Linked DNA regions of Homo sapiens: region 1 is linked to region 2. The links are chromatin loops, found by intact Hi-C in ENCODE. Cell type or tissue: mammary epithelial cell. All regions are shown on one strand. Each heading gives the region's core, and the rest is flanking DNA. Links, peaks and the distances in the headings are about the cores only.

What was found. Hi-C counts contacts between places; a loop is a spot of excess contacts. Peaks named below come from ENCODE experiments on the same cell type or tissue, not always from the same donor. Only the 100,000 strongest peaks of a DNase experiment are listed, where the experiment ranks them.
Region 1: it touches region 2 in a loop (3-fold over the local background); 6 of 110 quality-filtered maps call a loop at or near these places.

The regions. Positions count from the first base shown.
Region 1 is chr5:66,022,633-66,028,221 of GRCh38, reverse strand. ERBIN (erbb2 interacting protein) reads right to left here. Exons shown (of 26, transcript NM_001253697.2): 9 at 4,858-4,932; 10 at 3,772-3,916; 11 at 2,670-2,742; 12 at 2,245-2,374; 13 at 1,805-1,920. Among named protein-coding and RNA genes, the nearest start is that of ERBIN, 99 kb to the right of the region's middle. In mammary epithelial cell, for the core only: no CTCF peak of the experiment used is centred there; no DNase peak of the experiment used is centred there.
Region 2 is chr5:65,740,349-65,745,937 of GRCh38, reverse strand. All of the region lies in intron 1 of NLN (neurolysin), which reads right to left. Among named protein-coding and RNA genes, the nearest start is that of NLN, 21 kb to the right of the region's middle. In mammary epithelial cell, for the core only: a CTCF peak has its summit at 3,212 (motif pointing left); a DNase peak (open chromatin) is centred at 3,157; H3K27ac peaks cover 715 bases.

The DNA of each region.
Region 1 (5,589 bases), core at 133-5,132, 280 kb before region 2:
AATGAATGAGGGTTCAACCTAAAGGTTTTCTGAAAAATGCTATATAGTTGCACATGAAAATAGGAGAAAAAAAAATCGAGAAAAGTCCAATATAATTCTTCGTATAGGACATAAAACAAAATATCTAGTTTTATAAGAATTAGTTTCAAAAATATAATTCTTCAATTGAATCAATTCACCTGGTAAGAAAATGGATAATAGAATAACCTTAAAAATCTGTTGAAAAATTAATTGTCCCTGCCTTAGAGAAAAGAACACATTAAGGAATGTCTCATAACATTGCTTTGGTTTATTTGTACTTAGGGAGAACAAACTGTTATAGGAAACACTCTTAGTGATAGTTTGCTATAAAAACTGCACTGCTCTCTATTTGTGAGCCAGCAGTTACATAATCTAGAAGACTACCCTAAGATGATAATGATTAAAAACAAAGTACAGTCATTCCTCAGTATCTGTGGAAGACTGGTCCCAGGATCTCCCTCAGATACCAAAATCTGCAGATGCTCAAATCCCTTATATAAAATTGTATAGTATTTGCATATAACCTATGCACATCCCCCCATATATTTTAAATCATTTCTAGAGTACTTATAATACCTATTAAAATATAAATGCTATGTAAATAGTAGGTATACTGTATTGTTTAGGGAATAACAATGGGAAAGTTGGTACACGTTCAGTACTGACACAATTTTTTTCCAAATATTTCTGATCTGAAGTTGTTTGAATCCACACTTGCAGAACCCACAAATACAAGGGTCAACTATAAATACTCATTAGAATACTAAATGAAAATATCTTATTTAAGAGAGAATTATCTACTTCAGCCTTGCTATCTTATACCTAACTAGTCTTCCGTGCCTTTCTTTCAGCAACCCACTGTGGGCCGTAGGAATTAAAGGCTGAAACGTGACTTAAGAAAGCAGTGGTTCTTTTAAATAAAACAGAAGTTAGAATATCATAATTAGTCAGAAAATTGAGTTTAAATTAAAGCTCTACCTTACAAGCTACGTGAGTCACCTTAAATCTGAGTCTTAAAACCCTCCTACATAAAATGGGAATACTATTATACTATTTCATAGAGCTGTTTTGAAGACTTCACAAGACACTATGAAAGCAAAAAGTGAAAACACTCTACAAATGCTGTTTAATCATCATTAGTATGTTTACCTCACGAAAAAGTATGGACATTCTGTTTTTAACTTAAACATTGTTCCAATTTACAACCCTAGTGATCAATTTACTCTGCACCTTGGCTTTGTTGAAACCAGATCTCTGCCTAGGAAAATATTAGCAACAGACTAGATACATTCCAAAATTGTTTTGTTAAATAGCAATATTCAGGTGAAGATGTGACTTCAGAAATAAAAGGTAACTGTAAGAAGAGAATAAAGACTATATAGCTAAGTCAACCCAAAATGAACAGTAACAACCACCGTATGATAAATTAACATCAGATAAAATAAGACCACTCTTTGTATTTAAAGAAAAAAATATATACAGTTAAGTCCTCATTTAAGTTATTGATAGGTTCTTGGAAACCAAAACTTTTAGCAAAACTGTGTATGGCAGGTTCTCAAATAATGTCATTTTCTTATAACACTGATGAACGAAAGAAGTGATTTCATTGTATGTTGTTTCACTGAAAGTCACACTTTCCAAGAGCCTATCAATAACACTGAGAACTTACTATGTATATTTAAAGAGCAACAAGCACTAGCTATTCTATTATATATCATATGAAACTTAATTTCATCTAACCAATGTCTCCTATAAACCAACTGATGAATATAGTATTACGAACCTATTATCACTTAAATTAATGACTTTTAATTTTTGCATATCACCCATTTCCTCTGGAAGTGTCTCAAGTTTATTGGAATGGAGAAACAGCACAGTTATATTTTTCCAGCTTCCAATCTGAAAGAGAAATATAAACTGAGTATCAAAAAATTTGGCCTACAGGTTGATCAACATATAAAAAACATCATTTTTGAAAGTTATGAAAAATACTTCACATTTATAGAAGAAATAATGACTAGACTTTCTTTTTAATTAATTTTTATGTACATAAGAAAGCATTTAAGAACCTCTTCTAAATTAACATAGCTAATTATTCAGAAAATAAATAACTTGAAAACTATTTTAGAAAGAAAATAAATGAAGCCACACTAAATAGCTATAATGAAGATAATCAGAAAAAAATGAAAAGACAAAAATCTAAACAAATCTAAAATACATTACCTCTGGGGGCAACTGCTGTAAGTAATTATGATCAGCAGCAAAAGTTCTTAAGTTAGTAAGCTGCCCAATAGATGAAGGCAAAGCTTCAACTTCATTGAAACTACAATCCAGTTCTTCTACTGATATTAACCTTTAATTTAAAAAAAGAAATATATATTATTTGTTAAAGATTTCCTATATATAATCCAAAATTTCAGAACATATAAACATTTGAACTTGACTTTGAAAACCTAGTGAAACCATTTCACAAAGCTAAACTTCACCAATAAGTAGGTTTGTCTATCATAAACACACTCAACCTGTATACTAATTACTTAAATGTTTACAAAATCTTTAGGTCATTTATGCAAATACCTGAAAATATGTATGGCATGCTGAACTGAAAGTAAAATCTTCGAGGGTGTATACATTCACAAAAAACTTACCCTCCTATAGAGTCTGGCAGATACATTAACTGGTTTTCATCTATTTTAAGCGTTGTTATATTCTTCAACGAACCTAATGAGGGAAGAAACAACATACAATTTTTCAGCTTAAAATAGAAGCAAGTCCACCAACAGTCAGTGTGAGACATACTACATCTGACAAGAATTAGAAACAACTTTCCTAACAAACGTATCTAAAAGAGATACCACTCCCAATCCCAATGTTCTATTCCCTCATCCTGTCCTTTCAATCTTCATCCACATCACTATTTAACATAGTGTACATTTGTTTATTAACTCCCACTAAAATATACTGATAGTAGGAACTTTTTTGTCTTCGTTGTTCACTGTTGTAGCTCTGCTTCTAAAAACAATGTCATGGCACAGAAAAGACAGACAATACAAACTTGTTAAATTAATAGACTAAAGAAATGGTAGTATGAAGGTAGTTCATAACAGGTATATAAAAAACTATTCCATATATACTAAATACTAAAACAGTAAAATATTTTTTAAGTTTAAAAAGTGTTGACTAAGAGTAGAATCGTAACAAACTTACAAAAATGTAGTTTTAGCTAAAACCACTACGTGATTTAACTGAGAAATATTTTTGGTTTTTAAATTAAAACATCAAAAAGATGTCAAGATTGAAGTTTTGGGTCCTTTCATCAAAATAATTCAATTCCATTGACATATCATTGAACAAGCAACTACACAGACTCAATCATAGATCTCTCATGATCTGTTCAACTGATCTGTTTTCTTGTCTGAGTGTCTGTAATGAAACAGGACTGAAAAAAGTTACCAAAATAAAAGCTATGACAATAAAAGCTAACAGTTAAGCCAAATTTGCATAAGTTAACTTATTTTAAAGAATTTAAATATATTAGAAATAAAAATGAGATTACCTTAGAGTAAATAAAAAACAGTAATGTCAACAAAGGAGCAAACTGTACAACTGATCACACCAGGAAAAATTCAAATAAAATCCGTTCCTGTGGTAACGAAGTATAACTACCTCATAACAAGTGAAATTTGAGATTATGTGGAAGTCTCGAATTTATTTTAATAAAAATTACATGAATTTGAAAGCAATACAAACCAATAGTCTCAGGAAGCTGCTGAAGTGAATTGCTTGATAATAGGAGGTCTTGAAGGTTTTCACATGTTGAAATTCCTTCTTCAACCATTTCAATATTATTTTTAGAAACATCCAAATATGTGAGCTGTTTCAAACTACCAATAAACTATAAGTAAAAAAAGAAAATCTAATGACTCTATTAACATTAGTAATTTGTAAAAAGTTTAGGGAATAAACTTGATACCAAGTTTTAATTCAAAATTAAATGCTAATACAAGAAAGAAGACTCCCAGGTAGTTTTTTAAATGCCATTAGAAATGTATTCAGTAATATAGCTAAGATGTTCTACTAATTGTAGCATAGCAGAAGTGACAAAGGACATATTCTTTGGGAATTCAGGTATCCATTACCTCCTAAGGAAATAGCATATATGGGGATTCTTGTGGTTTTTTTTATGGGAGTAAACAATTTGTCAGTTGTTAAAACAGAAAGTTCGGCTGGGCGCGGTGGCTCACGCCTGTAATCCCAGCACTTTGGTAGGCCGAGGCAGGCGGATAATGAGGTCAGGAGATCGAGACCATCCTGGCTAACACGGTGAAATCCCGTCTCCACTAAAAAATAAAAAAAAATTAGCTGGGCATGGTGGTGGTCACCTGTAGTCCCAGCTACTCAGGAGGCTGAGGCAGGAGAATGGTGTGAACCCAGGAGGCGGAGCTCGCAGTGAGCCGAGATCGCACCACTGCACTCCAGCCTGGGCAACAGAGCGAGACTCTGTCTCAAAAAAAAAAAAAAAAAAAATTCAGAAAGTTCATGAAAAATATCCTAGTTTACCAATTCCTTGGGCAAAGCAAATTGGGACGTAAGTTCAAGTGATACCATTGGAAAGGACACACTCAACAGTATTAAAAGGAGACATACAAATGTTTATTATGAGAATTCTTAGATTATAATCAAGAATGTGCTCATGAAAAAAAGTAATTTGCTTCTGTTTAATAAAGAATAATTCAATTTTTTTATTAATTAAAAGTAATTATAAAAGGTACAATTCACAAAACTGCAAAGGAGAGCCAGAAATAAGTGATGCCATTTAAAATCTCATATACATACCCCTGGAATAAAAGTCAGTCTATTAGCATCCATCCAAAACTCTTTCAATCCACTTAGTTGCTCAAGTACTTCAGGCTGTTGGGATTAGGGTAGGGGATAGCAGTAATTCAATTAATTTTTATGAATGTCTTTATCTGGCAAAAGAAGCCCTGGGAATTTCTAATAACCTTTAGTTTCAAATCATTAAATAAAAGGAGCAGGGAGAAGGAAAAATAAAAAAGAAGAGCCAGGATGTAAGCCTTTCTACTGCATTATAGTTACTACAGTAAAATTATTATAGAAAATTATTAATGGAGAAATCAAAGAGACATGCCATAGCAGTAGATTACAAAAAACACATTTAAGCTTTGGATTACACAACAGGGGCAAGTTTTTATATAATTTGTAAAGAAATAAAAAATAGGACTCACTGCTTAGAAGTATACAATAAAAATATGCACTCATGCATTATCAGTAAGAAGATACAGCTTTTAGAAAACAGAAAAATTACAAATGTTCCCTGGTGACATTCATTAAGAAGGAGATAAAAGACAACGTGCATCCTAAATGTCCATAATCAGGGAAAGGTAAATAGACAAAGTCATAACTACATGATACAAATATACTGTAATTTAAACCTCTAGTAAAAACTTCTAATTACATGGTAGAAAATTCTTTATAATATGGTGTTGAGGACATCAAAATTAATCCAAGTGTTGTGGCAGACCTTCATATCCAGGCAAAATTTGCTCC
Region 2 (5,589 bases), core at 366-5,365:
TCCTCCTTCTTTATTTCTTATCTCAAGGACGATCACCAGTATGTACTCAGTTGTCCAAATCAGAAACCCGGGAGGTTCTGGATGCTTTCTAATCTGTTCTCCAGATTGCCTGCAGAGTAATCATCCTAAAACATAAATCTGATCATGACACTCCCTTTCAATGGCATGGTTCCCCAGTGACTTCAGGATCAAGTTCAAGCTACTACTTCTGAATCTGCCCTAACTACCATGCTGGCTTTCTCAGTGCCATCCTTTTGCTCTCATATCTATGCTCCAGACATAATGAACTACTTTCACATCTCCCTCAAACTGTTAAGCTCTCCTCAGGCCTTTGCAAGACACTACACCAAGAGTTTATATGCATGTTCTTATTTAATCCTCCCAATAAGCCAAGAGGAAGATATTATCAACCCAATTTACTGGCTACAGAGAAGTAGCTTGCTCAAGGTCACATAGCATTTGTGCAGCTGGGATTCAAACCCAAGCCTGACTCCAGAGCCCATATTCTTTTGTATTTTTATTTATAAACTGAAAAGTATCTGAGGGCCCTTATTCTTTATTATCCTATACTGATGCTGCAACTCCCATCCCAGAAAAGGAAATCATCAAATTTCTCACCAATTGCACTTCTCTGATTTTGTACTTTGCTTTTAATGGGGAGAGAATAAGGTGACTTAAAGCATACATGCTTACATCACATGTCTGACTTGTTATCTATACCACTCCCTGAGAGATTGCTGCAGGGGCTGTGGAGAAGTGCCCCACTTTAGCTTTCATCCAGCTCTGAAAAACAGGTCACATAGACTTGGGCAGCTTTTTAGTCACCTGTTCTCAAAGAGTAAAACCACTCAAACATGGAAGACCTGGATGGCTGCCCTCTGCACCCAGGTCTCATTTTTTTCCAGAGCCCTTTAATGAACTGTTCATAGGTAATCAATAAATCACTTGGAAACAGTGTACTCCCAGGAAATGGCAAATTCTTCCTTAAAGTACTCAAACAAATAATCTACATCTTTTATTGATAAGGTTCAGCTGAGGCATTCTTTTCTTTTCTCTTTTTTTTGAAACGAAGTCTTGCTCTCTCACCCAGACTGGAGTGCAATGGCATGATTTTGGCTCACTGTAACCTCCACCTCCCAGGTTCAAGTGATTCTCCCACCTTGGCCCCTTGAGTAGCTGGAATACAAATTTTTGTATTTTTAGTCGAGACAAGGTTTCACCATGTTGGCCAGGCTGGTCTTGAACGCCTGACCTCAGGTGATCCACCCGCCTCGGCCTCCCAAAGTGCTGGGATTACAGGCATGAGCCACTGTGCCCAGCCTCAGCTGAGGTATCCTAAGAAAACACTCTATGCAATAAATGCTGGTTCTTTATTCCCTATTGATAGGATTTATTGACTTGTTACTATCATCTATCATCTGGAATTATGACTATAATTCAGACATCAGCAAAAAAAAAAAAAAAAGGGGAGAGAGAAGCTTATTATAAAAGGACTTCTCAAGAAATAGTTGATTCAGTTATTCCTTCAGCAAATATTTACTGAGGTTACAAAGATGAATAAGACAAAGTTATTACCTTTCAGGAGAGTACAGACTTGTGAGGAAGAAATACGGAAAGAGACATTAGAGTATCAGGTAGCAGGCCGGGTGTGGTGGCTCACGCCTGTAATCCCAGCAATTTGGGAAGCCAAAGAGAAAGGATCACTTGAGCCCAGAAGTTCAAGACCAGCCTAGGCAACGTGGTGAGACCTCATCTATAGTCCCAGCTACTTGGGACGCTCACTTGATCCCAGGAGGTCAGGCTACAGTGAGCCACAATTGTGTCACTGCACTCCAGCCTGGGTAACAGAGTAAGACCCTGTCTCTAAAAATAATAATGAAATAACAGAATATCAGGTAACAAATTCTATATAAATAAGGCAATGGAGAATGAAGAGGACAGTGTGTGTGACTCTGCCTTGGGGAATCTAGGAAAGACTTCAATGAGGATGTAACTTCTAAACTGGCTGAGTCTTTCAAGATAGCTCTATGAGGTAAGGTGGGTACACGGGTTTAATGGGATGTGGAGGGATAAGAGGTAAGGCTAAAATAGGTTAGACCAGATTTGTGTCTTTTTAGTGACTTTCATAAATAAACCAATGAAGGAAACAAAAATGGTTTAATTGGGTTGGAAATTTCTGATGCACAATGTATTAAGATGATGGACAGGTTGGGGCTTAAAGACAGTTCTGAATATTGGTGGCTGCTAAGTCTTGCAAGAAATTCTGGGGCCATTCTTTTCTGTTTTCCATAACTATGAGTTTCTTCTCCATCTCTCATTCTGCACATACAGACATAACCTTAGAACTCAGTTCTCCTCTTTCATACTGTTTGTATATATTTTTTATCATTATTGGCTACAAATAAACAGCTAATGGAATTGATGTAGAGTAACATACTTTTATTTTATTTCAACCAGGATTTGTGGAAAGTTTTCTAAGTATATTCTAGAAAATGTTACACACAGTTACTTCTAACTGAAAGTTCCTTAAATGCAATGCATCAGGATCTATATGTCGGTTAACTATTTGTTCTATATAATCTGTATTAAGAAGTTTAAAAATAAATGATACTTCTTTTGAAGATTGTTTTGGCCTTTTTTATCTGTAAGACAAAAAGCCTATGTTTATAAATTAATCCCCAATGTAGTCCCTGGTGCTTAGTAAATATTTGTTGATGGAATTAAAATCCACGTGAATACTGAGCTTTATTACTACCCAATGCTAGCCATAGCTATACCAGCAAGGCTGACTGATCTGCTTCCCCAAGTCAGGAGAGGAATTGAAGACATTTTTCCTTGTAATTCTACTAGAATGTAAGCTCTTTGGGAATGTGGTCCATGTCTTAGTCATTTTTGTATTTCTTGGCAAATGTGGAAGAATGTGTTCAGCATATAACATATATGTTTTAACTGTTCAATCAATGAGTATAGGAAAGTGATGAAAATCTAAATTAGTCTGTCCTAAAATGACCACTAAGTTCAGTCCCAGACACCAAGTAAATAAAGCAAATAATAAAGCAATCAAAAGAAGATGCTAAAACAACAACAGAGTTGTTGAAGAAAAGTAATTATGTGAGAGACACGTCATAAAGAGACTTTGAGTCATGGATAGATAATCTACAATACATGCCAGTACACTTGAAAAGCAAAGTGCTACAATTCGACTGCTCTTGCCTCCACCTGCTGGTATAGGAAAGTAATTTTTTAGATTGGGCAGAAATTGTTTAGCAACCATAGAAAAATGCTAGGAAAACAGTGGGCTTTCAAAGTTATCTTGCCAAGATAATATATAAACATCCTATAAACAACCATTCACGAAAAATGTACACCATGAACTCAGCTACAAGTATGTTGAGTATAGAGAAGAACTACGCTAAATATGGAGACATTCTGGCCTTTATTTTGAGTAGCCTCTAGCATCTGGTAAAGTCAAAAGCATTATGAGTTTTCCTTCATTGTACAGTCTCTTTTTTGTATTGAAAAAAATTGCATTTGAATTTGAGAACTAGAATGATCATTACAACTTCAATGGTCTAATCTTGGTCTTATGTAGCATAAATATACATTTATTTTGGAAACAGTGCCACATACATCCTTAATGTGTACAACTTCCTCTAGCAGTAAGACTTAAGAACAATGATTATTTTCAACTCTTTTTACAAAATGTTTATGATCCATTTTTTTAAAAAAGGTAACTTTATTTTAGATTTTGTAATGTAATAAGTTTTTGTTTCCAAATTTCATTGTAAATAAATGAAAAGGAACTCTTCAAAATTTTCTTTTTTAAGAGATATGAATAAAAATGTTAAAATGTTAGAAACTACTTAAGGGCATATGAAAAACTGTATGATGCTAGAAATATTTGTAATATTTCTGCCACTGACAAATAGAGCTTTCAGAAAAGGTTCACATTACAAAGTTGAACAAAAATCTCAGGTTCTAAAAAATAAGTAACAAAAGATAATTGGTTAATTTTCTTCTAATTTTGTATATGACACAGCTAACTTAATGATTATAGGTTCTAAATAAATTGATTATACATGAACTTGAAGAGATTTCTTTTCTTAAATCCTATCCCTGGCTTATGTAAAGCCAACTGAGACCACAGAGCATATAAAATCAAGTGCTGCTTCACAAATGAAATAAAGTGTTCCTTGATTCATTACTAATGCGACTATCCACATACATGGAAAACCACAACTCAGATATTCCCCTTTTATTTTTCTCTAGAAACATGAATAAATTGCTTTTGGCACACTTAATTGGTGTTTGGGGCATACTTTTCACAATTGAAGTCCTTAGTAAATTACTCAGGAGAGAGACTCTCCTCTTTCAGTACATTATTTAATACTTAGGCTTGTTAGTGTGTGTCATTTACACATAAATATTTTGTTGTGTGAATGATGATGCCTAGATCCTCTCATCTGAGGCCTGGCTAATAGCTAGTATGCTTCTTGTTAAGACTGGTTCAGTCAAAAATAAGTGTTAATTATTTTTACGTGTGACAATGGTATTATGATTATGTTTTTGAAAAAAAAATTTCACAAAGTGATCTACAGATTGAATGCAATCCCTATCAAAATACCAATGACATTCTTCACAGAAATAGAAAAACAATCTCAAAACTTGTATGAAACCACAAAAGGTTCCAAATAACCAAAGCAATTTTGAGTAAAAAGAATAAAGCTGGAGGTATCATACTACCTCACTTCAAAACTTATTACAAAGGCCAGGCATGGTGGCTCACACCTGTAATCCCAGCACTTTGGAAGGCCAAGGCAGGCTGATCACTTGAGGTCAGGAGTTTGAGACCAACCTGGCCAACTGGTGAAACCCTGTACTAAAAATACAAAATTAGCTGGGTGTGCTGGTGTACACCTGTAATCCCAGTTACTTACTCAGGTGGCTGAAGCAGGAGAATCGCTTGAACCAGGGAGGCAGAGGCTGCAGTGAGCCAAGATCACGCCACTGCACACCAGCCTAGGCAACAGAGCGAGACTCCATCTCAAGAAAAAAAAAAAAAAAAAAGAATTACGTATATATTATATATATATAATATACGTATATATAAAATATATATATATAACAAAGCTATAGTAACCAAACAGCATGGTACTGGCATAAAACAGACACATAGCTGATGGAACAGCCTAGAAAGCCCAGAAATAAATCCACACATTTATGGCCAACCGATTTTGGACGAAGATGCCAGGAACACACGAAAAGACAGTCTCTTCAGGGAACGGTGTTGGGAAAACTGGAGATTCACATGCAGTCGAATGAAATTAGACCCTCATCTCATCCCATATACAAAAATCAACTGAAAATGGATTAAAGACATAAATGTAAGATCCTAAACTGTGAAACTACTAGCAGAAAATGGTTATGGTTTGAATGCTTGTTCCCTTTGAAACTCATTTTGAAACTGAATCCTCAGTTTAACAGTATTAAGAGGTGAAGCTGTTAAGAGATGATTGGGTCATGAGGGCTTTGCCTTCATAAGTGGATTAATCCATTCATGAATTAGTGGGTGAATTAATGGGGAAGAAC